Regions from separate parts of the Mus musculus genome. Here region 1 is linked to region 2. Evidence: chromatin loops called from intact Hi-C (ENCODE). Cell type or tissue: left cerebral cortex. All regions are shown on one strand. Links, peaks and the distances in the headings refer to the core of each region. The heading gives the core; the rest is flanking DNA.

Region 1 (16,299 bases), core at 4,220-12,219, 1.2 Mb after region 2:
CCTTTTGCTCATAGGTGTCTGCCCGTTTCCCTCTAATTCTGGTGGGACAGTAAATTCCAGTCCTTGATACTCTCTGGCCAATCTTGGTGTTTTCCGACCATGGTTACAATCATCGAGTCAGAGAATAAACACAACACTAAGTAAAGCCAATAAGAGTCTGTTTTAAAAAATTAATTTTAATTTTGAGACAGCTTCATATATTGTTCGGCCTTGTGTAAGCCCAGACTGACTTCAGACTTGTAATGGCCCTCCTATTCCAGCCTCCCCTCCAGTCACAGGCTACCACGCCTGGCTCACAGAGAGTCCCGAAAGAACTGGACCCGTGTGTGCTCGAGTGTCTGTCTCTCTGAGCTTCTGAGCTCAAAACAAAAGCTCACATGAGCTTGAGGCCTGTTTTACTTGTTTGGAGAATGACGTGTTTCTCAGATGAATGGGAAAAGCTTGGCTAAGAACAACAGAGCTCCTGGCTGGAGCAGACGGACCACAGAAAGAAAAAGAAAGGCAAACCAGAGGCCACACTCTGCGTGCAGTTACAGCAGAGCCTGTGCCAGCCTAGATTGGCTTTCCAGCCAATGAGAGCACTTGCTAATAAAGCAGAGGTTCCTTTGACATGGAAGCAAAGGCCTGGGATGTTTTCTGACTCTCATTTTATAAAAGTGAAGAAACTAAATCCCAGAGGGGGCGCCGGCTCAGATTAAACATTGAGACAAGAGGAAGTCCAAGTTCTTCAAATGCTGGCATCAATAAAACAACCAGGATAATGAAAACAAGCACACAAGACACAGCTAAGGTCCTTTTGCTGAGCCACCTAATATGAAACCCTGTAGAGCAGCTTCCATGTCACAAACACAGCCAGACTTTCACACAGCTTCTGCTTTGCAGACTCCCAGATTATCTCCCCCAAGCCTCACCGCGCCTTCATTTCTCACTCTGATTTTTTTTCCCTAAATAAAATATTTTTAGTGTTACCTCAAAGATCCCAAAGGCAAGGAGTCATAGCTATGCCCCATGAATACCCACAGCAGCGGGAACATTAGGACTTGGTGGTACTCTTTTTTTATCCTGAGAGCCAACGAATGCTTAGCTTTTGCTGTATCTGTATGTCCTCCTCTCTGGCTACGAGTCTTGCTTTTGGTATTTGTGGATGTTTGCAACATCAAGATCACCCAACCTTCCATTCCAGTTCAAGCAGCCCAACAGGAGACCAATTGTTTTCAGAAACCTTTCCACTCTGTGTGTGTGTGCATGTACATTAAAGCCAAACAGGGATGCTGGGTGTCTTCCTTAATCACTTCTATTTTGAGACAGGGGCACTCAGTGATTGGCTAATTGGCTGGCTAGAAAGCTCCACCAATCTGTCTGTCCCTGCCTCCTAGACTGAAAGGTATGGGTTAGCTCATCTGACTGTTTACCAGGGACCTGAACATGGGTCCTCAAGCTTAGGTGGCACTACTTTGAGAAATGAGCTGTGTCTCTGTCCCCTCCTCTCCCACCCTGGATCCCACAAAAATTACAGAGGAACCCAAAGAGCTTGTGTGGGCTATTCTAATGAACATTTACCATGTTTAAAATTAATCTGAAAAAGTGTTTAAAGATTTAGTTATAGTGATAAGAAAAACCAGCTACAAACATATATAAATATTTTTATTAAAACTATGTTTTCCAGAACAACAACAAAATGGCTTGGGTGGAATTAATTTAAACTTTGGCAAATATTGTAAACGTGTTGCTTCAGCATAGCCGTGGGTGGGGATTACTGCTACTCAGAGGAAGGCATTGTTGACAAAGGCAGAGCTCTGTCAAGGAGCCTAGAGCCTCCTACTTGGAGGGCTGGCAAAGCCTTCCTTGGAACTGAGCTCAAATGTTGACAGTGTGGGCAGAAAAAGGCTGCCACAGCTTTCCTCCCCAGGACATTCACCCCTTGCAGACTGTTCCCCACAGAGATGGCTCAGCTGCACACCCTAAGCCCCACTCCTTGTTAACCTGCCTCTGTTCAACTCTATGAAAGAAGCAGGCTTCTATGGTGCCGAGGTTCTTCCAGCAGAGAGCCCAGATACCTGATTGCAGCTTCCTGTGTGTCTTTTCTGTCACTTCTTCATTCCCTCACGACCCCAATCAGGTCCACGTCCCTGGAGCCATTCAAAGGACAAAGTGGGTGTTTTTAAGGTTTCTGGGTCATTCTTATAAACAGGCTTAGCGTCCATCACAAAGAGGTCTTAGTCTACAAAATCCCATCTTGGTTTTTCTATTATCCTCCCTTCAGTGAGCAGCTTTGCTAAATACCCACCCTGTATGATTTAGAGCACTCAGATCTGGGCTGAAATAAACAGTGTCTTATGCCCTAGCTCTGTAATGCTCGATCCCATTAGAGGGAGCACGGAGGTGGGCTTAAATTACAAGCAGACCTAGAGCTTTGCAATAAGTTTAAAGATGATTAAGTAAGTTGCTAACAAAGGGTCAAATGAAACAATCTTTAAATAGCCAAGTGCAAAAGTGTTGTCACTATCAGGGAAGGTGGCCTTCAATCTCATACCTGCTAGGAACTAGAACACAGAGTGAAAGATGAAGGGCAAGCTGTCCAGAATGCCATCAGCCAGCTTTAGGGTTCTGTTGAGAAGGAGGCAAGCCTGGAAGCAATTAAGAGACAATCGTGAGAGCCATGCTTTAGACCTGGGTAGATCAATGGGACGGGTTTTAAATAAGGACCCATTAATGAGATCCACTCAGGTTCCGGCCCGCTCAGAGGGTAAAATGTGGGTGCATGTGGGGAGGTAGCCACACTGGCTTCAAGGAACTATGAACACCTGTAACTGAAGAGCCACATGTGGGCAGCCAGGCTCCGTTTCAAAGCATGAACAAAGAACAGCTCACTTGGGATGAGTCAGGGGTGAAACCTAATGTGCTATGATGAGGGGCCGTGGTGAGGAGGAAAAACGTCAACTCTAGATTACCTGCCCCTCATGCGGGTTCTCTTTAATCAGGACAGCTTTTTAAAGGCAGAGAAACTTTGTGCCCCACCCTCACCACACACACACACACACACACACACACACACACACACACACACACTGCCTCCCAGAAATCCAACGCCTTACATGAAGTGCTACTAGAGAAACTGTGTTATTAGAGGCTGCAACTTGTCCCACCCTAAAACACGCCAGGCACTTGGGGTGTTGTGGACTTGCTTAAACAAAAATGTAGAGTTCTATTTAAATTTTTTTCTATAATAGTTAATCCAAGTGATTCTGCCTAAAGCCTTATTTTCTATTGTTTTAGCAATTTTCATTGGCATTTAAAATTTTACATTCTTATTTACAAAGTAAATTCCATTAAGACATTTTCATTCAAGTATATCACGTGATATATATGGCCACATTTACCCTTTATCCCCCCTTCTACTAAGACAGTATAATTTCTATTTTCACATCATATATATGGCTTATATGTCTGTGGGAAAACTGTTAAGGTCAAAGTCCACCATGACCAAATAGCCTCTGGGCTCAGCACACTATGGAAGACTCCCATTCGTTAGCAGGTTTCTCCTTCTCTGATCTTGTCTGCAGAATCTAAGCCCCTACACTCGCCTCTACCTGAGGAATGTCATGTAGCCTCAGTTTATAGCACCAATTTCCTTTCTCCTGACAAAACCTGTCCAGCCAGCCCCTGAGGTTCCTGAAATGCTCCCCCATGCTAATGAGGCACTCCAGGTAGCCTAAGTCCCCAGTCAATGACCTTTGTCCATCCTAGAGGTTCCTACCCTCAGTCCCCCAAAACTTTATAAGCCTTCAATCCCCCTATGTAAAGTTGATCTACTACTGACTCTGGGTCTGGTGTGGTTTATTCGCTGTACTACATAGGTACTCACAGCACTTCCGACCGGGTTCCAGCTCTCTGTTCCCACTGCCCGTGTGGATTCTATCAGCCACCATGCACGAGAGTAGGGAGGCCCACATGTCTTTTCTCCAGTGAATGTTTTTCACATCCTTGACAAAATTCTCGTAGTGGTTACGGCTGTGTGAATTGACTTCTGGGTCTCCTATGCTGTTCCACCAGCGTCTGTTTACCTTGCGCTAATGTCACACTAGTTTTGCCAAAGCAATCCTGAGCAAAAAGCACTATGCTGAGGGGTCCTGATACCTGGTTTCAAGTTACAATCCAGAGCCATTGTAGCAAAACCAGCGTGACATTAGCGCAAGGTAAACTGAGGCTGGTGGAACAGCATAGGAGACCCAGAAGTCAATTCACACAGCCGTAACCACTACTAGAATGTCAAAAAATGCCCAACATTTGGACTAAGGGAATTGCTTTATGGTAAAGCAGACTGGTTTCTGAATGCTGTGACCAGTTTGTGCTTTCCTTCAGATCTACACCTGGTAATTTATTTGCAGATGTATTGGTTTCATCTTCCTTGGAAGTGCAGACCCCGCGTGAACATGTCTTCTGCTTCCTATTCATCACCGTCCTCTTGCAGTCAGTACGTTGGTGCTGAGAGATTGTTATGGATTCTACTGGGTTGAACAGGATGATCTGCCACCACCACCTTCAAGTTCAGGTGGGCCTACTCAAGGGCATCAAGCTGCCCTTGTTGACTGTTAATGCTCCCTCTTCTAATAGCCTCCAAAGTCAAGTTTTCCCATCTATAGACGACAGTTGAGAACATTCAAGCTTGGGCAGGGGGCGGGGGCTGTGAAGAGGGGAATGAACTAAAGTATATTTGAAAATGCCACAATGAAACCCGTTATATGGTTAACATTAAACCAGAAAGCCCAAAGTGAGAGTCCAAGACCAGGAGGCAATGTTGTTCTCAGAAGGGCACACAGCAAGGTCTGCTGAAGTTAAGTTTATACACGTGCTCACTAGGAATTCAGATAGGCAGTTTCTTTGTTCTTCCAGAATATTTTCCTATGGTTAAGTGCTGTGGTTAGTCAAGATGCCACCACGGATGACATCTGCAATGGGAGCATGGACCGTATGGGTTTTGTCATTACCTGCCCACCTGTGGACAGGTGTAACCTATCTTTGTGGCCTGTGGTCTAACCTATCTTGTTGGTCTAATGAGGCCTTTATATGAGGCAGTGTGTAAGAGCTTTTGACTCAACCCATCATCTACTCCCACAATTATACAGAAGCTTTCAATCCCATTTCCCAGTCTACAGAGATAAGGGGCCAGAAAGGGAGTTAACACACCACACGGATGTGATCACGTGATGAAGTTCCCATAGAGTTTCTAACTGCAGAATTCAGAATTGCATGGGCTTCCAAAGAGGAGGAGGGTCCTAGAAGGTGGGTGTACCTCAGAGCGGGCCTTTTATTACCAATGCACTTCCCTCGTCTTCACTCTTCCTAATATGCTTTTTGGAAAACTCTGCCTGGGTTTTAGAAACTGCTTAAACAAACTAAGTACACCAAAGAAAAGCATGGCCAGAGCCCTGCTTCTCTTATATTTTTGGTTGTGAGCCTAGTCTTTAATGGTTGAGCTCTAGTCCCAGAAGCCCTGTTTCTCAAGCAGATATCCTACTACTGAGCTTGGCTTGGCTCTGAAGTGACAGGAACCCTGGAGCCTGGGCTGGGCCTCCAATCTATGGAGTCCCATGCTACTGTGGGTATAGTGTTAGATTGGGTTAGTGACACTCTTGCTTGGTGTCCGATATGGGGCTGTTATGTTGAGGGCGATATGAAAGCAGTAGAAACACTCAGAATGGCCTCCTAGCTTCCCCAGAAAGTAAGTACTACAATGAAGGGGTGGAGTGTGCACAACAACGCAGTGGGCATTTGTGCTAAGTCTTTGTGGGGTGGCAGAAGAAAGGTGGGAATATAACAGAGTAGATGACAGAAGTGCTAACCATATGGCTAATCCTGGTCTCAGAGACGAGTCCTTAAAAGGACTAGCTCTAGCCGGGCAGTGGTGGCGCACGCCTTTAATCCCAGCACTTGGGAGGCAGAGGCAGGTGGATTTCTGAGTTTGAGGCTAGCCTGATCTACAAAGTGAGTTCCAGGATAGTCAGGGCTACACAGAGAAACCCTGTCTTGAGGACTAGCTCTAAGTAAGGTAAGTTTGAAAGTAGACTTGAAGAGCTGGAGAGATGGCTCAGTGGTTAAGAGCGCTGACTGCCCTTCTGAAGGTCCTGAGTTCAATTCCTAGCAACCACATGGTGGCTCACAACCATCTGTAATGAGATCTGACACCTTCTTCTGGAGTGTCTGAAGTCAGTGATAGTGTACTCAAATATAATAAATAAGTAAATAAATAAATCTTAAAAAAAAAAGGTAAAGTAGACTTGATGGTCCCTGATTAATCTGAGCGCCACCTGTGTCCATTGGGAATGTTTACCTTGTTGGCTATAATCTCTCAGCATGATTCATGTGGCAAAACTGTGTTTTTAAAAATATCACATCTCCAATACACTGGGGTGTTCCACTCCAACTAGGCTTCACCAATAGCCTCTCTCATAGGCTCTCTTCAGGGCGCCAAGCCTCAAATCCTTTACATGACCCCTTCAGTCCTGGGCCATCAACTACAGCTGAGGCTTCAATCTTCTCCAATGGCCTTCCCTGGCCTCTCACAGTGCTAAGCCTCAGCTTCTCTCCATGATCCCTTCATTCCTTCACAAGCAGTACCACCTGAGTGACTCTTACACATTACCAAGTCCAGCCGCAGCATGAGGTACAACCTTGGGTATCTCTGGAACACAGCTTCTTTGTGCTCCCAGAAAACAATTTCCAGAAGATTTCACCTCAGTGATGCTGGTCTCTTCTTCTTCTTTTTTTTTTTAAAGATTTATTTATTTATGTATATGAGCACACACTGTAGCTGTACAGATGGTTGTGAACCTTCATTTGTTGTTGGGAATTGAATTTAGAACCTCCGCTCCCTCTGTTGGCCGGGTGGTTTGTGAGCCACCATGTGGTTGCTGGGATTTGAACTCAGGACCTTTGAAAGCACAGTCAGTCCTCTTACCTGCTGAGCCATCTCACCAGCCTGCTGGTCTCTTCTTAATCACCGCTAATTCCTTAGCTCCAGCTAGCCAGCATCAATTTTCCCATTAGTCCCGCTACTGAACTTCAGCATCCCAGGCCACAGTCATTTTTTACATTCCAATACAAGTGTCCCCAGGTCCAAGCTTCCTGGTGTACACAGAGTTAGCCTATCATGTTATCAGGACTTAAACAAACTATGAAGTGCTGAGGTACAGTTAAAACTTTATTTTCACCGTCCTTGTCTAAAGGGCAGTAAGTACAGCTTATATTACAGTAAGCACAAAAACCAACCCACACTTAAAAAAACACACACAAGTCAGTCTTATAATGTTTTATTTTAAACTTGCTGTTCAAACTTTTAAAAACACACGGCAAAGAAACAGCACACAGCATTTGCCATAATTCTACCTCTGGGTTGCTTTTTCTCTATGATGTGATATGTTACAACTTCTACTTCTTACATTCATGGTATACTTAAAGGCAGGGATGTCACTTACTACTCTGAAATGGCTCTGTGAACTATGAAGCTGCTTAGCACATTTTCCTCCTAGAACTCTACTGCTGCCCACGTTAACGGCACGGCCGATACTGTACAATCCACCCCAACTCTACGTTAAACACAGCTGCAACCTAAAGCAAGCATTTTCCTAAGTCAGTATACTCAGCTACTTTTCTCAAAAATACCTCCAATCTGAAATAAGTTTTTTAAGATACAACAATCTCACTTTATTCCTAACAGAACTCATGCTGTACTTTTTTATTCTCAAAATATATTTGATATACTCTGTGCAAAATGGTAAGTTCTGTATAGGTATGTACCTTATTTTGAAAAAGTTTATAAAATATAGTGCCTAAAAACAACCTCAAATTAGACAATATAGGAAGGAACATATCAGACAAAGCCTAATTCTTCACATGAGAAACTAAGTATGTTCTTAAAGCTCCAGTAATACATTCCTCGAAAAATACCCAGAATGCACTTTGGTCATTATTGGACATATTAGAGCGCAGGCAGACGGAACACAATGCTGTCTGCCGTTTCCTATACAGAGAGCACTCTCCAGTGAGGCTTAGCTGAGGTTGCTCAGAGGAATGGGAAGGGCAACATTTAACACATGGCTCTGGTCTCTACACATCCTGATTTTAAGAGTGATTTGCGAATTAGAACTGCACCAATCAAATAAATTATTTACAATTAATTATTTTAAAGACCTTAAAATATGCTAAAAATATGAATATATTCAATATGACTTTGCACCAAGAAAATCCTAGATTGTTTCAAATAATTTCTTTGTTTTAAAAACCAAATGGTTGGCTTAAACAAGACAATCACAAAAACATTGTTTCATGTAATTCTTAAAACACTACTGATTGTACAAAGGTAACAACTTAGAATCAAGGCCCGATGTAGGGACTATCATATCTGCCCTATTTGCCAAAGGGAAACATGATAAGCTCCCACCGGACACGGACAAGTTACTGAAGGGGAGAGCAGCTAGCTTTCCACGTTAAAAGCATCTAAAAATAGCCCTTATGTAATGGAGCCAGGGGAGGGGTGCACCAGATTAAATCTGGAAGCTAGAACTGGTAGGCTGGAGCTGTCCTTCTGGAAAATTTGGAAATTTTATAACTAGCAATCAGACAACTTTATTCTTAAGCTTTATTTAAGTGTGGTAGGAACAGCATACGCTATAGTGTACCATGGGAAATTCTTTTGAGTAAACGTAACGCACTTTATTTAGTAATAACAATAGGCACTTCACTTGTGAGATGAGGATAGACCTCACTCAAAAGGATACCATATTATGCCCTAGTACACTGTAACATATCCACATAGAGATATACACCAAAAGAAACCATTTTAAAAAGTGCACATTTTGAGCATGCACAGTTGGAGCTGTGCAAACAGCTCAGTGTTTTAAATAAATACATTTATTACTAATTAATTTTTATCAAAATATTTTACAGTATGGTAACCATTTACAATTATTGCTCCATTAAGAGTTTTATTATCAAAGAGCACTTGTTGACCTGTTATACAACACCATCTATTAATACTGAAGGGTGCTTCAACTGCAGCTTAGTCAGTCTAGATCCCAGTACTGTTCTGAAGTATTTCAAGAGCGATCCTGAGCGGACCCTGGTTTACCAGAGGACATGTGTTTAGCTGAGACAACGCACTATTTCAGAGTTAAAGACGTATTCCTCAAGTAAGGCAAGTTCACGGCATTAATGAAGAAACAGTGCTTAGCAATGGCTTCTGTTTTCACAATCTGCTTGTCAATTACGTCAACAATTACCAGGATCTCAGGTATCTGGATCCGCTCTGCCACCCTTTCAACAATGAAAAACTTCAATGCTTAAAACAAACTAAATGTTTAAAAGGAAAAAAAGAAAGAAAACAAACATACACACACACACACACACAAAACAAAACAAAACCAGTGGACAAGTAAAATAAATATAAGAATTGCACAATACATTCTGATGTAAACACTTCTTTCCCAGTAGACTCCTGGAGCAGAGCCACCCACTGCTTCCAGCCAGCTCCATCAGCGCTCGTGCTCTGGCATCCCGGCTACACCTCCATTTCTCTCAACTGTCACGATTTGATCTTCCACAGCTATAAAGAATTACAAGTCAAGATTGTTATTGACATGGCGCTTACTACAGTTATCCCTACACTCCACTTGCAGGCCATGCAACTCCATTATCCTTCCGTGGTTAATAACTCATCTGAAGTATAGTGATCAAAGTTGGATTTCTCCTTTGCTTTTCCTGAGAAATGTCAACATACATCTACTACTTGTTTAATACACTATTTATACTTCCTACTAACATTTATTTGTTCATGTACCGAAGTACGTATCCACTACTATATAATAATACATTTTTGGCCAACAAGAGAATATGGCTTTTCTTCATTGCTGAATCATGAGAATTAGTTTCAATTAATAAGGAAAAAAAATGGTTCCTCTTACTCACCCTAGAATATGAATACACACACACACACACACACACCTTACATATAATGATTGTATTCCACATTACAAGTTCTACTACTATGAGAATCCATGACATCTTTATATGTCCCTGAAGTTGTTACTAACTGTATACAAACTTGCCAAAATGACCCTATTATGCATGTGAAATCTCAAAAGAGTGACAGGATTAAAGAAAATAAAACAAAACAAAACTTGCATGCTGTTACCTTTAAATTAAATCCAAGCAAGTCACTGATGACACCGGAAACAGCCGAAAGGATGACAACCTGGGTGATGTTATACAGCAGCGGATTCATTGTAAGTCCATACAACCTAAAGGGACTGTCCAATTCCTAGCAGAAGAGACGAAACGTTAGCCTTAGGTCCTACAAGAATTTCCAGTGAAATCCTCAATATTCAAGAGAGTTAGAAATCACTATCCAAATGTTATAAATTATGGATATTTTAAGAAAGAATGATATTATCCAAGCTTGAGATAAGTAAATTTTAATAGTGGTTTTATTTTTTAAGAAAAGTGACTTCCTTTAAAATAATTTTATAAATCTATAGCTCCAATTCTTGTTATGATGAATGTGTAGTGCTGACCAACTAGCTATAGGAAATTAGAGAATATGTTTAGAGATAAGAGCTGGAGTAGAATCTAAAAGAGAATACTACTCTTGTAGAATTACTAGTATCATTAGCCAAGTCTTCTGATAATATTAATATTTGAATAAAAACTTATTTAATTATCTTCAAATATACAATTTGGTAATTGATTGGATGATTCAAATATTAAAAGGTCTATTATATGTCAGGCACCATGCTGGCTCTGGGAAGACAAAATTCAGTCCTAGAACTGAAAGGCTTTATATAGTTTAATAAACATGCAACTAATAAAACAATCTGATCCTTTACCAGAGACCAGTGGCCAAGGCTTACAAAGGCGGGGCTTAAGAAAGGCACTCCTGCCTGGTGGTGGTGGAGCACGCCTTTAATCCCAGCACTCAGGAGGCAGAGACAGGCGGATTTCTGAGTTCGAGGCCAGCCTTGTCTACAAAGTGAGTTCCAGGACAGCCAGGGCTATACAGAGAAACCCTGTTTCAAAAAAACAAACAACAAAAAAAAAAAAAAAAAAAAGAAAAAAAAAAAAAAAAAGAAAGAAAGAAAGGCACTCCTGAGAGCCAGAGCAAAGGTGCTACCCCCTGCTGAGCCCTGGAAGAGCCCAAACACAAAGCAGTACACTGACTGAGAACTGGCTTTCCCTTAGGCAGACTTGACAATAAACTGACACTAGAAGATCTTGAGCGGGTACAGCATGGCAGTGTTAAGTGGAAAAGGGTCTCTGGGCTGGAAGATAAAGAGCAGTAACTCCAGAAGCAAGAAGTTCTGTGTGCCAGATTCTCAAGGAAGAGACGGGGTCTCATGGAGGCCAGTACTAACAGGGAAAGGGGGTGGGCTACAGAGTACATGGCCTTGGAATCATGGCCTTGTGAGTTTCTGGGCCGTGGAAAGTGAGAGGGAGAGTCCAAGTCACATTAACGCCAAGCTCTGGATTGGACCGAAGCAGATCAAGCATTGTGACTGTCTCTGCTTTACAGTTTAATAGTTCCTGCTGTCAGCCAGACCAATACCTGAAGATACCCAATACAAAAGATTAAGCAAACAGAAAACCATCAACTCATGGCATCTTTTTGGAAAAAAAAAATAGGGGAAAGATGTGTCTGTGTTCTTTCTCTTCTCTAACACCTGTTGTAATAAGACTTTTGAAAGAAAAACTTTTAAAAGAAAGCAATTAATAATTATCCCTTTCTTGCCTCCTCTGAACCTTTTTGATGTCCAATTTCCTGTGAGGTACAGTCTACAACCAATCAATATTTTAGTTGACAGTGGAATAACCCTATTACTGGGTCACAACTAATTTCATACCATTCTCTAAAAATTTAAAACTCTTAAGTAGTATGCTCTATTAGTTATAGAAATTGAGATTCTTAAATATATTTTTGTTTTAACAACAACAACAAAAAAAGCAATACCATAAAGCAATGGCGAAAAGTCCCATTTCATTATCCCAAGAGCAAGGCATGGTGGCATACTCTACCCCAGCACTCGGGAGGCTGAGGCAGGACGTTGCCACAAGTTTGAAGTCACCTTGGGAAACACAGTTAATACTGAGCAAATCAGAGCTACAAAGTTAAGATCCTGTTACAAAATTAATAATAATAAAAAAACTCAATCCCAAGGATATTATGACATCAAACACAAGACTATAGTCTTTAATTTATCAAAAATAATTTTCAAATTAAATACTGATGACCTGTATATATATCTATGTCTATCACTGATTTTCTTCCTTTAAAAATAAGGTTTAGTTTTATTATTGATTTTTAAGCTAACATGGGTCACACAGAAGACTGCTTTATGAAACATAAAATAAAAAGAACTTCTGAGTTAATGTCTAGCCTTCTTTTGTGAAATGGTTCCTAATATTCTAGATGAAATAGATTAAACACACACACACACACACACACACACACGAATCCATATCTATAGTATAGTAAAAGTTTTCACATACTTTTCAAATCAATTATTTGGGCTACTTAAGCAATGACAACAAAACAAACAAAAAACCTGTGCACATGTGCTCGAATGTCATTTGGAAGCCACTTAGGCAGGCAGAAGGCAGACAGAGAATAGGGTTCATGGCAGTGTAGTGCAGCGCAGCACACCGTGCACAGGCAGGGCAGGCAGGGCAGCGCACCCTCCACAGGTCTCACCTTCAGCAGTTTCGTAGCCAGCTTTAACACATTATTCACAAGGGTCAGCTCCTCCTTTTTGTTAGGTTTCTTCTCCATTTTCAAGTAGAGGTTTATCTTTTATATAAAAAAGCCCCATAGGCAAAATCATTTAAGATGGCAACATATATTTCTCTTTTACAATGTTGGGGACTAAACTCAGGGCCTCATGAATGCTACACAATCATTTTACCAATGAGTTATATCCCCAGATCTCAAATGCACATTCTTAAAAAGATCTGAAAGACGGTGAGCAAAATATTAATAGTGGATCTCTGAGTTAATGTTATAAATGATTATAATATTTAACCATTATTATACATCCCAAATCTTAAAATAAACTTATTTTACAATAAGAGAACTTAAAACTTAAAAAGGTAAACATTGTATTCTCAGGGCCAGATCAATTTAGAGAATGAATAGCAACAGAATAAACTCACCAAATTGGCCCATGATTTTTTTATTATGAAAGTGATAAAAAATATTTACATACCTTTCTTATCTACTCCCTAATAGATACTTTTGGAGTACCTGCCCAGTTCAGTCCCTGTCTGTGAAAAGGCTCTAACTCCAAGCCTCTATCACACTATCCTTACCCATCTGATACACCACAACTCCAACCAAACCAACAGTCAACATATGGACTGGTGGGACTAACAATGTACAGAAGTTCTAGGTGCTATGAACTGGACAGCTTCTAATGTCAAGGGCAGAAGTCATATGAAGCAAACCCAAACCACATGTAAACCAACACGGGGTAGTGAGATACAGGGCAAACTGGACAGGAGGTGCAGAAGGCAGGCTGAGAAGCATCAGCCTCACAATCAATTTGAGGGAGGTGGTCATCTGTCTGTCTGTCTGCAAGAGACCCAGTGATGTCAGAGATGATTATCTCTAGTGGTCACTCTCCTCTTCACCTAATCAAGAATACTGACTATTTAAAATACAAGCTCTCCCTAACTAAAACATTCCAACAGGCTCATTAGCAAACATTTCTTTTGTACAAGTCTTATGAAATTGCAAGAGGAAATATTTAGCAAACTCATATAAAATAAAATCAATTATCAAAATTACTATGCTTTATTCTGTTGAATAAAAATTTAAACGTATTCTAATGTGGTTGTTACACTGCAAAGCCATCGTGTCCCACTAATGTTTTAAAATCTATCATTTTTATAATACTACTTCCTTCCTGCCAAATGAAAATAGAACATAAGAACAGCAGATTACATTTGAAATCTGATCAGGCAGAAACACTGAAAAATGGCTGTGTACTATCAAAATTTAAGTTTAGCTTCATAGCACAAATGACCATAATCAAATAAAAACCATGCTCCTGAAAAATATAAGATAAGCAAAACTGTTTCAAGATAGTATATACATGGGCTGTCAGATGGCTAAATGGGGAAATATGTTCATGCCAAGGCTGGTGACCTGAGTTGTATCCCAAAATACACATGGCAGAAGGAGAGCCCACAGCTGGCAAGCTGTCCCCCAGACTGGAGACTGACTGACGGTGAACCCACCTGTTCCGTAAGTAGGATTGAGGTATTGCTGTATTTCTTGCTGGTTTCTGATCCAAGAGTAACGAACCTCAGGAGGAACAGCGTTAAGGAGATGCACCAGATCACCAGCTCCCAGTTATAGTGACAGTCAAGGAAGATCTCGTGCACGTGGAGCAGCTGGGAGGGAGGCAGAGAAACACTGGGTGAAGCAGCAGTGTGCGCAGTTTAGTTTATTTCAAATGTAGTGCTGTTTTAAAAACAAATTTATCATGAAATATTTATGCACATCAGAAGTATGAAGACTAATATAACCAACAGCTATGGGTTCTATAAGTTTTGTTGAATCTTAATTTTACAGTATGTACTTCAGATATTAAAAAAAATTTCAAATTCAGTTAAAACCTTGAGATATTTTTGTCCTTGATTTCTGAACTAACCCTCCACTCTACCCCAAGGTAAATTTTGTGTTTAATCTTTTCCATTCAGGCTCTTAATAATTTAGAAAATTTTATTCATCCTGTGGTTTTATTTCTCCTTTCCTAGTACTGAGGACACAGCACACCCAGAGCTTTCTGTAGGCTACGAAGTTCTGCCACTCTGTCATGGTGCCAGGTCATCAACCTTCAACAGTCATCTTTAAATATGTTATTTTATCTATATCTGGACAGTCAGTGCTATCACAGTACCCAACATCATATCCAAATTACTTTCTTTCTCATATTCATTTGTTAATTCTCCCAGAGGGAGGGAAGGAGCCATGTACACATGTCACAGTGCATGCATGTGTAATGACCAGGACTCAGCTCCCTCCATCCACCATGTTGGTTTGGGAACCCCTGCCCACTAGGCCACACTGCCAGTTCCTGCTTCTTTTTATTCCACTGAACCTTGTTTCTAAGACTTACCAATACTGAAGCATTCAAATTTAAATTAGTTCATTTTAACACGTATAATTAATTTGGTCTGCTCCAAAAAGTACCATTCAAGTTGTCAGTGTCTTTATCAGCAGCTCTGTGTATCCTTGTCCACATATGCAAGGCTTCCTTTAGGTACTAATCTGTAGGAAACGACTACTAGCTCATAGGTAGCACTTCCTCAACTTTGTTGGATGGAACTTATTTATCTCCACACAGTGGAATCACTGTATACTCAGCCATGTCTCCAATTCTGTCTGCACTCAGTTTTGTTTATACCCACCCAAGTCTTTAACATTTGCCACCCTGTGGGTATAACATGTACCCTACACGCTCATTACCTTCATCTTAACTTGCCCTGAACTTGGGGGAAGAAAAGAATGCTCCACACTCCTGGTAGCCACTGTGTTTCTCTCTGAGATATCTTTTTATATTTTATAACTTTTCCCGGTTAGGATGCTTTTCTTACTGCCTTGTGAAGATAGACTTGTAACATTCCCACTGATGTCAACATGGTTGGCCAGGGTTTTCCCAGATCCTGTTTTGTCACGGATGGTGCCCTCTGCAGCCCAGACTTTTTATTTGTGACTGAACTTAAAATTGTTGCTTATATTTCAATCTTTTTTCTATCTAGAATTTATTCTCAAGGATGAAATACTTTCGTTTACTTCTGTATCGTTTCACTTCCCTATCCCATAAGCCTTGATACATGACAACGCTATATCATGTATCTTGCATGGATTTGCAGAACTCTACTTCATCCATTGGACATTCCACTTCTCTATTAATGGCATAGTCTTCCTGTATCTTAGAAGTAATTCTAATCTCTTGTCAGGTAACTTGTCCCTCAAAGCTCTGGACTGTTCTTGCCTCTGTGCTTCCTTATCAACTCCAAAAAGCTTACCAAACTTAAACAAACAGAAAAGGTGTGTGTGTGTGTGGGGGGGGGGGGGGGTGTCACCCACCCATCTCCAAATTTTTAACCCAGAATTGTTCCTGTCTGAAGGAAATACAGGGACAAAGTGTGGAGCAGAGACTGAAGGAAAGGCCATCCAGAAACTGCCCCACCTGGGGGTCCAACCTATCTGCAGACACCAAACCCAGACACTATTGTGGATGCCAA
Region 2 (16,299 bases), core at 4,797-12,796:
GCTTTGCTACAGTGACTGAAATCCAAAGGGAAAAACAGCTCTGGATTTCATTCTTCCTTTTCTTATAAAAAGCAAAAGTGACTGGCTGGCTCCCGAAGGGAGCTTTTGTGACCGACAAAGTCGATGAGAAGGTTACTGGGATGGCCAGGTTCCCTTGGGTGTCATTATTCTTTCTTCTTTTAAACACATTTGTTTCATATAGAAAATATAACTTGTCTGGACCATGCACTTTCCTACTTACTCTGGCATAGTGATAGTAGTTAAGTTATCTATACTTATACTATACCTATACTGTAATGTACTATATACTATATACCATGTACCACACACTATACACTATATGCAATACACTATACTATATACAATACACTATATATACTATATACTATGCTATGCTATACTATACTTGCTCCTGCTAAACTCCCACACTCCTTGGGATTACTAAAGTTGTGTTTTCATGAGGCATCACTATATGTCAGTGGGGTAGCACAAGAGAGCTTACGCATACCCACGTGAGACTTTTCTTCTCATCTTATGCCCATGGTGCATTGCCCCACGTCATTTAAAATTACAAACCATAAATTCAAAAACACAATTAATAACTCAAGGTGTTTTTACCAGAACATTTAAATAAAGCCTTCCTGGGACTGAGTCTCTAGGGAAATGCATGCATTGGAAGTCCACCCACATCCTGCCATAATCACCTGCAATAGGTTGTGTTTTACAAGGAAACCCTACCTTAGATGTGTTTCCACTGTCCCTCCTACTCTATGAGGGCAGAGGTAGATTTTTCTATCTCACCTTTGTAAGCATTCTCCAATACCTGGAAATGTACAAGCACAATAATCCTTACAAGGTCGCTCTCAGGGAGAAAAAAAGTAAACGAATGAAAAATTTAAAACAATTAACCACAGATTAAAATTAATCAATACAGTCAAGCTTTGATATAAACATAGAATCTTTAGTTTGAGGCCACTGATTACTGTTGCTTTTCATTGAAACAACTGCTTAGAAAGTGATGAGCTTTGTTGTTTGTAGAAAACACCAATACTTTGTGAACATTTTAGTACTAGGGCTTAAAGACATCCGATGTGTGCTGCATTGATGCTGTCCCTATTAAAACTTGTTTATGTCCCAGAGACTTTGAATTAAAATCCTTAGTAAAAGGTGAGACAACAATTCTGTGTAGTTCAATATTTGTGTCATTCTGTTTCAGTCCATATTATGGAATCTGGTGGCATCTTTGTCTGTAAGCAGGGGACACTAAAACACCTGATTTATTGCAGAACAGATGGGCACACTATTAGCAGCAGGAGACAAAGTATAACACATTTTTACAACCTTCTAAAAGAAAAGACAGGACAGGACATTACAGTTTAGGAACCAAGAACAGTGCTTCTTTGTCCAACTTGAAAATACATAAGATTTGTGGAGGCCATAAATGGATAGACTTTGTTAATGCAATGAATGGCACAGTCTGGAAGAATGGTTAAATATCATACCACATTTTCAGGACAAGGAATGGACAGCAAATTCATTTTAATTAATTTCTTACTGAATATATAGTAAGACTTAATTGTCAGGGGGAGTGGTCATGATTAAATGGGACACTATGGAAAGGGTGCTTGTGGCTGCTTCTCCTGATAAGCAGTAAGGATGCTAAGGATAGTGTTGGCAGAGAGGAGGCATCTACAGAGAATGGAATAGCCCTTCTTCAGGACCAGCTGATGAGTCACTTCATTGAGTCACATAACTATTGGAGTTAATATTGCAAATAACCCACTCTTTAAAATTGCCTAAAATGTTGACTGTATTACACTATGCTGTTAATTTGAAAATATGGGTCAGGTCCCATAGCAAAAATATCATCACCACAAGTAAAGGTTTGGCACATGGAATTCAAGTATGTTTTAGACATACCTCTTACAAAATTCAAAACACAATCATGTATTCTTGTAATGCATTGGTATTTACTGAAACACAATGATTGTTTCAATAAGGACTGGGACTTCTAGCATGGTGGCTCTGTTTCTGTCTCTTTCTAGTCACCATTCTAGACCATACATACACACACACACACACACACACACACACACACACACACACACACACACACACTCAACTGATGTTTATCAAGCATTTCTTTGTTGTGAACATTCAAAATTCATACAGGAATTATCCCTTCAAAAGTATTAAGATATCTAGAAATAGGCTTAATAAGTCTGCTATACTAATTACCTCAAAGTATAAAATAAAGATAGTACATACAAACATGCCCTCAGAAAACAATTTATAAGAAGACATAATTTCTTTGTGTAGAAATTACGTTAATATGCTTTAGGAAAAGTAGTTGTGTTCAAATCAATTCTGTGAGCTAAATAAAGCATCTCAGTAAGTTAATTTTAAATCAGTAATTTCTTACATTAGTATATAACTAGTTGAAATATAATGTAAAAATAAAATTCATAATGGCCTACATATCCAGACAGTTAGTGAGAGATACAATTGGCAGATTGTAATAGTTGGACTTCAGGTTGACAACAGTGGGTAGCTGTCATATGACATGCTGTCCTAGAGACTAGCTTCTTGTAATATGCATATCATCTATTGGGGCTCTTGAATAAAATGGAGATTTCTGCTTTAGTAGATGTAGAATGGGGCCTGAAATCCCATTGCTTTAATAAGCTCGCAGACAATGTCAGTAATGTCAATTAAATGTTCTTCCTTGAGTAGCAAGGGTTAGAGGACGTAAAACACAAGCAGAAAAAGAGCTAAATCGAAACCTTATTACCAGACTAATAACAGAAGGCTAAGTTTTAGTTGCATTTTGCAGAGAATGAAGACCTTTCAGAAAGGTTTTTTAAAAATCCTGGACTTTACTAAAACTAATTAATGTTCAAGATGGATGCTTTAAAACTGGACTGAATAGCATTTCTAAAACTATGATAGACATCTACATTCCTAGTCAGTTCTTGAGATAAGAACCAGTGAACCTGTTGCCTTAATAACTTAGTTTAACATTTTTGGACCACAGTACCTCACAGCACAATAGTTGTCCATACTCGCTAAGGTTTGCCAAGGAGTGGTTCTTCAGGAGAATATACCAAAATTCATTTCTTATAGGTGACAGATAGGTAGACATGACAGATGTTAAGATTTTAATTAATGATTGAAATCTGAGAAACTAGCAGTCTATTAATAGTAATGATAAAATGGGGTTTCTCTTTCTTTTAACTTTTATAAATGCAAGGATGGTTTAATATTTAAGATCTATTCCTTCCCACTTTTCCCATCATGATATGATGTACGACCAGAATCCTGGCCTGCACCCTTAAGTTCTGCATACTGAGTCAGTCATGAAGTCAGGGGGCTGTATGTGTTTCCCTTCTTTTGGTTTTGCTGGTGTGAGATTATTTTCTGTGTTTTCACATGTGTAGGTTTTCTTAAGTTGGAGCTTTCTTTCTACTGGCTGGATTTGTAGATATATATTCTACGAATTTGACTTTATCATGTAATACCTTATTTTTTTCCATCTATAATAATTGAAGGTTTTCTGTGTATTGTAGTTTGGGCTGGAATCTGTATCAATTGACATAAAAAGGTACTAAATAATCTTATACCAGGAAAATCAAAAGACAGGAAATGCACACACACACACACAAACACACCACCACCACCATCATCATCAAAACAACAACAACATAACAGCAATTGACAGTCTTCGGTCCTTATTATTTCTCAGTGTCAGTGGACTCAGATAGATACCATACACTCTCTTAGAGTCTGCAGGACATCTGTGCTGGTTGTTCTGACTCTTAGAGTCTCAGCTGAGAAGCAGAGTGTAGTGCTTATAGGTCTACCTTTACATGTTACTCCATCTGTTCTCCTAGCTGCTTTAATGTTCCTTCTTGGTTCTATATACTTATTATGAGTTAAGGAGACTTTCTTTTCTGTTCCAATCTCTGGTATTCTGTAAGCTTCATATACCTTGATAGCTATCTCTTTCTTTAGGTTAGAATAATTGCCTTCTGTGATTTTGTTGTAAATGTTTTCTGGGCCTTTGAGCAGTGATTATTCTCCTTCCTATTATTCTTAGACTTGGTCTTTTAATAGTGTCCCAGATGTCCTGGATGTTTTGTGTCAGCAATTTTCAGATTTAACATTTTCTTTGACCAGTGTGTCTATTCTTATAGCAAATATTCTTCAGTGCCTGAGATTCTTTCATCTTTTGTATTCCATAGGTGACGCTTGCATCTATAATTCTTGTTCAGATCTCTAGATATTCTGTCTCCAGAATTCCCTTAGTTTGTATTATCGTTATTACTACAATTTCTATTTTCAGGTCTTAAATATTTATAGTCATTTCTTTCAACTGTTTGTTTTTCTAAATTTCTCTGAAAGCTTTATTCATTTCCTTCAAGATTTTGTTTTTCCTTTCCTTTTTGGGGCTTTTAAAATTTGTTTTTGTTGTTGTTTTGTGGGGGTTGCTTTTGTTGCTTTACTTTCTTTGTTTTTGTTTGTTTGGGATATTTTTGGTTTTTTATTTTGGTTTTTGTTGTTGATGTTGTTTGTTTGGGGTTTTGTTTGTTTGTTTGAGACAGGGTTTCTCTGTGTAGCCCTTGCAGAGCTGGAAATCTCTCTGTTGAGCAGACTGGCCTTGAACTCCCAGAGATCAGCCTGCTTTTCCCTCCTGAGGGATGGAATTAAAAGCCTGTTCCGCCATGCCTGGCCTTTCTTTGATTTTTTTTTTTTAACAGATTTATTCATTTGTTCTTTTTGAATGTTATCAGCGTCATAGAGTTGATTTTAAGGTCTTCTGCTGCTCCAGTGATTCTGGAATACTGAAGACTTGCTATGGTTGGATTTCTGGGCTCTGTTGGCGATATATTGCCCTCGCTATTGTTTTGTTCTTCGCTGGCATCTGGACATCTTAGTACGGTCTCATTATTGGTCTCGGTGTCCATTTCTGGGTATGACTTTCTTGGGTGGGAATTTTATTCCTTGGTTTCTGTTTCCTCTCTAGTCTTCTGGCCTGTGTAGCCTGTGGTTGAGCAGGGGGCTCTCCACCTGAGTTGGGAACTTCTGGTGGCCACAATAGATGGAACTTCACAAATTTTCATTTTATCTTTGTACAGAGGCTATGCTAACCTTCTCAGCACCATTCCACTCTTCTTATATGTGCTGCTGAAGTAGGCTCTGCAGAGAATTTTTTAAGACATGATATTCACGACCAAAAGAGATTAAATCGCATTGATTTCGATCTAGCCTTTCTACAGAATGGCATACTTTCAAGACTTTCAGCTCATGCATGCAAAGTGTCTTCAGGTGCATACTGATTTCTAAGCAGGCAGATCTCACAGGGAACTCAGCCCTGATCATTTTAATTTCACCAGCAATGAGCACACAGCAGTGTTCCCTGCTCTTTGCTCCCTTTAAGAGGTTCTGTTAGCATGATTCTATCTTGTTTAGCAAGAATTCAGAAAAGAAGCCTAGATTGTCTTTGAGGTCTTGACCCTTGAATGTGATTCCATGGGATAGAGTTTTCTGAATAATTTTCCATTATCATGTTTACCATATATAATATTCATATTTTCTCACAGGAAGATTATTGTTTCTGGAAGCCTCAATGAATTGGATTAATGGAGAATGACTCATTTATCAATTATTTGATTCCTTTAGAAAGCATCATTGGGTACTAGCTATATAATAGTCTGTTGTTAGCTAAAAATATCTCAGATTTGGTACCCAACTCTGTTGTAAAGGAAGGTGGTGCTGGCAGCAGTGGCCTGCCGTGGTCCAGGCATCCCTTGCTACCATCATAATCTCCTGTTGAAAGCACAGCTACATGTTTCAATCACTCTCTTCAATATGTTGGAAATTTTTTAAAATAAACACTTTTAAAACTAATCTTGTCTCATAGTTATTCTCAAATGGGAATATGAAATTGCATTCATCTGAATGGAAGCCAGTGGACTTTGTTGGAATCCAAAAAGCCGTCTCCTTCTGGAAATGTTAGAATCTTTTGATTTCATCATTCCTCCACAGAATTAATTTCTAAGATTCTCTACTCAGAAAAGCAGAGAGACAGTAAGACTTTTTCTAATTACTCATCAGCAAGGCTGGGCCCAAACTTGAATTCAGCAACATCTGCATGGCTGGACAAACCAAGATCATTCTCCTTTCATGAGCTGCCAGGCCTCTAAATATTGTCTCTTCATCATGGCTATATTCTTTCTTGATAGATTCTATTAACTTTATTACCATGTTTTTTACTTTTCAAACATGATATGTATCTGGGATAAGATATTTTGAATTTTCACTTGGGTCTCCAACATATATCAGATCAAGTTTCACTTCTGTTGAAAGATAAAGCAAAAACACAACGACAAAGGAAAGAAAGAACAAAGGCCACCTGATCTGTCACCTCAGCTGTAGCAAAAGTATCTTAACAAAAGTGTAGTCAACATGTGGTTAATGTTCACTTCAGTTTGTGAAAGACTAAAAATAAAACATCTTTTGTTTTATGACCATTGGAATAAACTCGTGTGAGACAAATAAGTTGTGTTGTTTGTCTCTTAGAGGTCATTTCACCAAAAGTCAGAGTTATTTTGTATGTTTTTATGCTTACTCTCAGTGACAGTAGATAGCTGTGTAGTTAGCATAATGAAAAATCTAAGTCAACGTTTTAGATACTTTTAAATTTTAAATTAAGTGACAAAATATTCACTCCATAAATTCCACAGGGTATAATGTGATGCTTTCATCCTATGCATATATTGAAAATATTTATATCAAGCTAACTAGCATGTCTATCACCTCAGGTAAGCTTTTCCAATCTGAAACTAAATATATTCTTTTGCCAGTTTTGGAATGCACAGTTCATTGTTATTAACTGTGGTTACCTCCTGGGTAATAGAGGTTGTGGACTTATCCCTGCTTACTGAACCCTGGTGCTCTTTAGCTTGTGTCTTTCTGTTTCCCCTTCTCTCACCTCCTATCTCTGGTAAACACTGTCCCCTCTCTCTCTCCTTGGGGGTGTTTACCTTCTTTATATTCTACAACTAAATGTTCTGTTGCACCTGGCTTACTTAGCATAAGATTCTGTGCTCCAAGGTTATCCCTCTTGTTACAAAACACAAAATAACCCTTCTTTTAAAGGTATAGGTAGTGCTAGAGTGTCTTTACATGCCAACTTATGTATTAACTCATCCTTCAGCAATCACAGGAATTTCTTCTATCTTGCCTGTACCTTGAATAGTGCTACAGAAATCAGGCAGGTAAAATATTTTAGTTTTCTTGTTTGTTCTCTTTTGTTTGTTTGTTTGTTTGTTTTTAGAAATAATGTGAGACTCCTTTGAAAGCATTCTTAAGAAAATTAAAATGCTACTGCAGAGTGGGAAAAATATTCTAAAAATATATGCTTTGAAAATAAGCTTAGTCACTGGGAAGAGAGGCCCCTTGGTATTTCAAGCTTTATATGCTCCAATACAGGGGAATGCCAGGGCCAAGAAGCAGGAGTGGGTGGGTAGGGGAGCAGGGTGGAGTGAGGGTATAGGGAACTTTTGGGATGGCATTTGAAATGTATATAAAGAAGATATCTAATAAAAAAAAAAAGAAAATATGCTTAGAATCACAATTTTTAAAATGTGGAGGGCTGGAAGTATGGCTCAGTGGCAGAGTGCTTGGCTAGTATGCAAAAGGTCCCAGGTTCAATCCCTAAAACCATAAAAAGTGCCAAGACATAAGAAATGTGTATACATTGTTTGACAAGAACACACAAAGAAATTTGTCATCCCTCTGTGTGTGTGTGTGTGTGTGTGTGTGTGTGTGTGTGTGTGTGTGTGTAATGTAAGCCTTTTGGACTTTGTGACTATTATTGTTACATGATAGTACCAGTCATGGTTTACCTGTTCACTAGAATGCTGAGTTTCATTGAATAAATTAATCCTCAGTAACACACAATGAAAGACTAAACTAAAATAACAAAATAACACATGTGTTTTCAAAAATAAGATCAAAATATCAACACGTTTAAAATGCTGACTAAAATCACCAACTCTGTAATCAGGTCAACCTCAGTCTTGCTTACTTCAGACTAAATCTATTTAATCACCTGGATGTAAATGGCCCACTCTGAAGCTTTAATATGAGAGAGAGCACGTCCTCTAGAAATGTTAGGGAATGTGCTCTTGGAAAACAGCCATAGGGAACTGAGAATGGCAGGGAGCTGCCCACACAAGCAGAACTGAGAGTAGAGATGAATCTGCCCCAAAATTCTGAAACATATAATGAAGCCTGCGCCCTGCACAGCCAACAGTTGTCTCGGTAGAAAACACAGGCTTGGACCTTTTAGATCCTTCCTCACACAGATGTTGGCCAGAGGCTGATCCATAGGAAAAGCTATCCTGGGAGGCAGGGAAATTTCCTGAATGGGAAAGCCATTAACCATTAATGTGCCCCTGACAATCAGAATCTCCAGTATCCAGATTTTGGGTGTCTCTACTCCCTAGGTGGGATTCTGACTGAGATTTTCAAAATATGCATAGTCTTTTGAAATCTCTATCTCTTAATTTCATTTAGACATTTGGCAAAATATTTAAATTTTTACCAAATACTTAAATGAAATCACATAGAGAGACTTTCCTGAGAAAATAATTCTAGTACTCACTGATCAAGGAGTAAACTAATGAAACTCCATAAAACTAAACAATTAGGCCATCACCAAGTACTGAGGAGATGCCTGTGTCCTAATAGCTACAGATACTAAGATAACACTCTGTGGAGAAGTAGACATCAAGGGTCCAAATAAGACAGTGTCCTGACTCAGGAAGGGAGAAAAGGTAGCCACTCAGGACTCACGGATTTCTTTCTGCAAAACATGTATACATATATTTCTATGCATAAACCCTTTAAGATTTACCAACAAACTAGCTAGCTTATTATAAATTTCAACCTTAATATAAACTAAATCAAAGTTTCCCCCTCCACGTTGCTTCCTTTAAGTTAACTTTGATCAGGCACAAATATTCAAGTATATCTTCTTCCACACAAAAGTTTAAAAAACAAATGTTTAAAATACGTGCATATGAACTGCTTGATATTTAACACTTTACAAAGTGATTAACTTTCTGGACATTTCTGTCACACTATGAAGGTGCTTTCGCTTGCTTCTGTGGTTTAATATTTTCAGAATAGAATAAAAGATTGGGCAGAGGAAAAGATCAAACAGTATTGCAAATCTGTCCCTAAATGATACCCTGGACCTAAACCACACAGAGAGGGAATGAACTCTGTCTTTGCTGACGGTGGGTGTAGAGGAGAGCAGGGATCAGAATAAGTCTGTGATCACTTAAATGTAACACATCCAAAAGATTTGCAGTTAGATGATGATTTTAGCAAAGAATGGTGTCAGTGATACTGTGTGAGATTTGACAACATTATGAAATAGTCTTCTTTTAAGCATACCAAATCTATCTTCATTTAGATGTTTTGTATTTTTCACATTCAGCAAAACCTATTTTCCAATTTTCATTGACCAAAACAATTGGAAATCTCTGATACCTATGTGGCTCTTCTGTCTGTTTAGCTTAACTTTCTATCCCATCAGCATCACTCATCTGCTTTCACTAACTGAAAATGAGTATTTACTAAGTGTCGCATCTCAGAATAAATCAGCACATAAAGTTGAGACCAAGTGAGTTCCCTTTAACCAATACATATCTAAAAAAGAATTGTATTTAGAACAGAGAGGGGCTGGTGAGATGGCTCAGCTGTTAAGAGTGCAGACTGCTCTTCTAAAGGTCCTGAGTTCAAATCTCAGCAACCACATGGTGGCTCACAACCATCTGTAATAAGATCTGACGCCCTCTTCTGGAGTGTCTGAAGACAGCTATAGTGTACTTACAGATAATAAATAAATAAATAAATAAATAAATAAATAAATAAATAAATAAATTTAAAAAGGAAAAAAAGAACAGAGAGACTTAGTAGCATTAATGAAAGTCAAGAATAAAAGACTTTCAGGAATCAATTTTTTGCAAAGTGGTGTAACATCATTTTGACAAAGTAATAGAAGGCACTCTCATATTTGGGAGAAATAATTACCAATTAATTCTCTCCTGGGAAATGTTCCTGGTCACATGTTCTTTAAAAAAACAGACACAATAAGTTTAAAGTGCAGGCAACTTGCCTAAGAATAAAATCATCTCACTGAGATAACTAGTATGAGATATAGACAAGCTTTTTCTCTTTAAAATAAAATGTAGACCTTCCTTACTTGTAGAAATAGATACATTCTGATCAAATTTCAGAGAATGCCATTCTCAACAAAATGGCAAGATTGACAAATTCAAAGAGCTTGCAATGTTTAGCAAGATCGAATGGTAACTTACGTGAAGTATGTGTACCATGGATTGCACAGGGTAAGCACTCAGCTCTTAGCTGCCATTATTATATTATGATTCCTCCATCCTTCCCACCATACCTATAGCTTTGCAGGGTCCACAGAGATTTCTCAATTGCAATATGGAGTTATTCTTTTCCTAGATGGCAACAAGGAAGCAGACATGAGCATCTTATCAAAGGCAAGGAAGACTCTTAAGTGAGACTATGACCACTAGCTTTTGTTTTTAGTCACAGAATATTTCTTCTATAAGTTATAAGACTCTTGAAGATTTTTACATTTGATTTGACACATGGCTATTAATATTTACGGGTTACAGTACAATACAAGCATGCTCTATGTAGTGATCACATCAGGATCATGACAAGTCTATCACTTCAAATATTTATGTCTTTGCAATTAAGTTCCTACAAACTATGTTTTTGGGTATTTGATATTTAAAATGAAGCATCATTAAAAACAGATAAATATATTATTCTGATATATACCATCCGTCACCTAGCTAATATCCATCATAAACAAAATCTGTGTGTTCACTTACCTTTTCTCCTTTCTCAGTGTCTGATCACCACTTTTCTACACTGCATCTTCTTACCAACTTACATAGCCTTCCACACCTGGTCAGAGCCACAGCATTCGTGACTTCTGGCCTCTTACTTGTCTCACTTAAGGTGACGTCTTCCACCTTGCACCCATGCTGCTGCAAAGGAAAGATTCCATTTGTTTTATGGCTCAGTAGTTTTGCATTGCAGTAGATGGAAGATCTTTTCCTTAAGTATTCACTAATTGATGAACATTTACATTGTTTCCATCTCATTGCTTTTGTGAATTCTGCTACAATAAATGCAGAGACGGAGCTATTTCTCTGGCATCCTGATTCCCTTCTCTATATAAATGCTCGGTGATGGGGACTTTTTTTTTTTTTATCAGCTAGCAGTTATGTTTTTAGCTGATTACCTTAAAGCTTTCCTAGTGTACATTCCCATCAGCAGTGTGAAGCAGTTGTTCACTCTTCAAAATGTTATGGACATTATTGTTGTTTGTTCTTTTTAATAACAGCCATTTGGATTAGGGTGAGATTGTATTTTATGGTGGTTTGATATGCATTCCTCTAAGTATTACAAGTAATAAGCACCTGTGATATCACACTTGGCATACCATTTGTTTATTTCTGATTTGTTTCCTAGATTTTCTTCATTTTATTACAAAATGTTCTGTCCATATTAATGTCTAGAGTATTTTACTCTGGAAACATGGTTAAAATACATACAATAATTAAAAACTCAAAAAATTAAAACTGCTGATTCTTCAGGTCACACACGTGTGCACATATGTGTTTGCTATATTTTTACATTCCCAGTGTATTCAAATATGTAGCTTATTTTGGTGCAATGATTTTAAAATATGGGAATTTATTAACGTGATAAAATTAAGATCTCAGAAAAGAATTTCTAAGTCCTTGTTGACTAAGAGATCCTCTGTTTGGTCCATTGTTTAGTTAAATATTTCAGAACAAATGTATCATAACTGAATAAAATTAATGGTTTCTGTGTTAAGGACCTTGCCATTTTCACATTGACTTGTCTACAGAGGGCAGCAAAGAGCTTCAGTTCAAAGACCAGCAGGTTGATTTAGCAGTTCTTAACTGCTGTTTCTACAACACTTTAAACACTGTGAGAAGTGTCAGTGTCAAGGTTCAGTTTGCTAACCTTGCATGGTCTTGTTTGCCACAGGAGGATCAGAGCAAGGGCCAGAGTCAGCTGCTTGCCTCAGATCACTAATGGTGAAATTCTTAAAGAGCTTGCAACAGAAAAAAAAAAAAAAAAAAAAAAAAAGGTGTTTCTGTTTAGAATAGATTCTCACAAAAATATTTCAAGTTTAATTATATTCAAATTCTCATGGATATGGACTACAGTATATTATACAATTGTATAAATTAATGGCCTTTAATAATGATAACCAATAACGTAGTTACAGAGCCTATAATGCTTTAAGGTAATGATTTGGGTGTTTCCCATTATTATAACTATCTCTAATTCTACATTTTTATTCATTACTTATGACATTAAAAAATTAATTAGACCACCAGCTCACCTGTATCTAGATTACCGATTCAGTGTTTCACGTTAGGTTTGTTCTCTGTGTTTACCTGGCATGAGATTTATTTCCAATGGTCTCCAAGGTCAAGATTTGTAGAAAAGAAGGTATGAGCCAATGCCACATCAGAAGGAAAGCTCTAATTGCTGTGCAGACCCAACCCCAAAAGGTGGCCTTTCAGGGTGCTCTCCTACATCAGCCTGCAAAGAGAAAGACTTTATTTTTTCCCATCTGAGTCTATCACTTGGTATGGGCTGTTTCAAGACCAGGTGAGACCCTGGGCAAGATTACAGTCTTTGCTAACACCCCAGTTCTTTAAAGGGATGTTGGACTGCAACTCCTTTGTGTCCATTACATTCATTTGTGATATAAAGTAGTCAGCACTCCTTATGCTGAAGCTGAAGGGATGATAACATTTGCAGTTATGTTGCAAGATTTGTTATCTTCTACAGGATTAACTTATTAATTCGTGTTTAATAGGAAGCTATTGTCTTAGCAGATTTGATAGCTCCTGCAAATTCTGGTTCTCAGTAGGTGAGGCAGGAGATGAATGAAAACACTAGAGATGAATTCTACCTCCTAGGTTTACATAAAGAAAAAACAGCCAAACACAAAAGAGACTTGAGTGGGGGATTGCTTAATTGTACTTAAATGAACAGTTTACAACACCTCCAGGCTTTCATTTTTCAGAGACCCAATTTAGATAAGGAAAACAAAGGAATGTGTGAATTTGAAGCCATCCTAATCTCCTCCTTTAGGAGAACCACAGTATGGCAGGATCAGAAGGGCAGCAGGGAGTTGAGATGGTTTCAAAGTAAATGGAGCTGTTGTGTTAGAGAAAGATTATTCACTTATTGAAAGGATGTGGACAAATGGAGAAATATAAAGACGAAAACTTAAATTAACCACACTCTCTGCCATGTCTAAGAAAAATCACTGTTTTCTGACTTTCTTCCAATCATCTTTCCCTACTTAAAAGTAGAAAGTCTTGATTTAGCTTATTTTGGTTTTAGACTGAGTTTTTTTTTCCTCTTCCATTAAAATGTATTCAAATGACAACATGCATTTACTGCAGGTTGCTCTACTTAAGAGCGTGCAGAGCATATAATTAGCATCATTATAAGAAATAATAAGAATAGCTGAACTAGGGTGCATATTTCAAACGATTCCTGTTTGGAGAAATTGTATAAAATGGAATAACTGGGTCAAAAAAATAACATTTTAGATCCTGGACACATTGCTGAACAAGAGAATCAAATGATACATATCAATTTACATCACCGCCAATAACATTTCTATCTCTATCATCATCTCTTACAAAATTTGATAAGAAAAAGATGACTTCATTGTTGTCTGTTGTTTTGTTGTGAATGTAAACACTTCAATCCAATTCCATGTCTCTGCTCTGCAAGGATTGATCTATAGTTATAGAATCAGTACATTTAAAATTGGTATGTAAGTCCTGTCTGTGCATTAAGGTTCTTGCCTCTCATGGTTGAGGATACTGTGTTGCACTGGCATATCCCTGTTTGCCAGGTTCCTTCATTCTTTAACAGTTTCTAAACTATAGACCTGAGTGGTGAGAATTCAAGTAAGCAATACCTGTTCTTTGTGATTAACCTTTCAAAACTTCAACTATACTTTCAAAGCTGGCATATGCATGCAAGTTTGCTAAAGTGATTTTTTTTTTTAATTTTTGAAACAGTTTACTGTGTCATCTTGTTCACCAGAAAGGTAGAATACAGTTAACTCATTACCTTAACCACATATAATTCACTGAAATTCAATGTTTTATTATAGCTTGTAGTAAAGAAGCATATCTATATTATAATCTAAAATACATATGACATACATAGACATTTATATATGTACCTTTACTTGATATGAAATAATACTACTATCATGGCTTTGGTTTCCCCCATAACTAAATGATAAGACTATTGCAAAAGACTACCACAAACTTTGGCTGCAGGACAAAAAAAAAATCAGTCTTGTATTTATGAGGAAGTAAGTGACCCATGTTGGCCATATTTTGTATGCAAGAATGTATACTCTTCAGGTAGCTAGAGGAGAAAAGACATGAATGGTCTTATCCAACACTGGCCCTGAACTGCTAGAAGACTGATCTGACTTGATTAGGTTTGAGGTCTGTTCCATAGAGAAGAATTCATATTAATTACTATAAAAAATAGTCAAAACTCATGGTTGTAAGTTCTATACCTGAGAAGAGAACCTATTAATATTGGTCTCCTAAAAGTTCATGTTGTTAAATACTCTTCTACATATTTATATTTATATCCATAGATTTATGTTGCATGCAACATTGGTCAAAGACACTTCTTGTGTTGGTTAATGCAGAGACATATTGTTGTTCAATATGCTAAAAATAATGGACTCTGCATGCTCAGTCATGGATGGGACATCTTACAACAGCTTTCCCAACCACATCAAGGACAAGGGGCGGGGGGAGATGGAAAGAATGTAAGGGCAATAAAATGGGACAAATGCTATGAAATGATGTCCTCTCTACATAATATATATGAACTACAATAGCTGTGGTTGCCTACATAAGATCTGTGTAAGATGAAATGAGTTTAAAACTGCAGCATGGACTGTAAAGGAAATCCTGAGGCTCTATAGCCAACTGAGGTTGCACTTCACAGTTAGATAGTTTCTATTACAGTGACAGTCACTTTTCTTTAGATGGGGTAACTGTTGAGTTGCCTACCCATGGTGGACAGATAACCCCAGTCCTATGAACATATGAACAACACTAACTGCCCTTAATAAGGAAGACATGGATTTGGGAAAGAGCTGGGGTATGGAGGTTCTAGTGGAATTGCATTTGGGAGTTTGATGGGTAAATATGATCAAGTACCATCATATACATTGTACATTGTATACATGTGCAAATTTTTCAAAGAATAAATATGAATCATAAGTTCTGCTCCATACATGCTGATTTCCATATAAAATTGCATTAAGATTTTAGATCTATATTTTAAGATTTTACATGACAAGACCATCATTGCACATCATTGTAAATGTTCACATTCAATGTGCATTATTCAATTTTCCAGTACTGTAACAAATGCCTAACAAACATAATTTCAGAAGTGGGAGCTTGGCTTTGGTACTCAGTTTTCAAGGTTGCTGTATGTGACATATTGACAATTGCATAGGCCTGTAGCAGCACACTCTATCATGGTGAACGTGCATGGCAAAGGAGGATAAGTCACTTCATGACTAGTGGTCAAAAGAGGAAGAATGGCTAGTGTTAAATTATCCAATCAAGAGGAGTCCCCAGAGATCTGAGGGCTCCCCCTGGCTTTTGCATCTTAATGGCCCTCTACCTCCCAACCATGTCAAACTGACAAATGAGCTTAAAACACATGAAGCTTTAGAGGCCACACAAGCTCCAAGGATAGACTCATAACTGGTCTTGCATTTATCTTTGTAGACTATTTTAACTACTCTATCTCATATCAGCTAGCATAGGAAATGAACACTAACAGGAAATCCTAAGAGTGTCCTTCCCTTTGTTGTGGGAGGGATACACTGTCTTCTTCAGCTCCTTGATGTTTGGTACATTTAAAAGTTGACCTCTGTGTGTATTAGGAAGCTCATTTATTATATTTTCTGTGATATTTTCTAAAATGTGCATTTATGTAAGGAAATAAGTTATTAAAGTTTGCTGATTGATTCATTCCTTTTTTATTACTTTTATTTGTTTATTTTTTTACAGCCCAGTCATTACTCTTCTCCTGGTCCTTCCTCATCCCATTCCTCCTTCCTCTTGT

Evidence for each region. Hi-C counts contacts between places; a loop is a spot of excess contacts. Peaks named below come from ENCODE experiments on the same cell type or tissue, not always from the same donor. Only the 100,000 strongest peaks of a DNase experiment are listed, where the experiment ranks them.
Region 1: a loop joins it to region 2, with 2.6 times the contacts of the local background. A loop is called at or near these places in 12 of 42 quality-filtered maps.

Annotation. Positions count from the first base shown.
Region 1 is chr5:20,751,475-20,767,773 of GRCm38, forward strand. It overlaps Phtf2 (putative homeodomain transcription factor 2), which reads right to left. Exons shown (of 18, transcript NM_172992.3): 15 at 14,284-14,439; 16 at 12,740-12,835; 17 at 10,190-10,315; 18 at 7,190-9,601. The coding sequence ends at 9,581. Among named protein-coding and RNA genes, the nearest start is that of Gm52806, 17 kb to the right of the region's middle. In left cerebral cortex, for the core only: no CTCF peak of the experiment used is centred there; DNase peaks (open chromatin) are centred at 7,534, 8,523 and 9,540.
Region 2 is chr5:19,510,315-19,526,613 of GRCm38, forward strand. The region is part of intron 1 of Magi2 (membrane associated guanylate kinase, WW and PDZ domain containing 2); the gene reads left to right. It overlaps Gm25335 (a small nuclear RNA gene), which reads right to left and starts at 5,193; the gene lies at 5,091-5,193. In left cerebral cortex, for the core only: a CTCF peak has its summit at 11,989; DNase peaks (open chromatin) are centred at 8,235 and 12,020.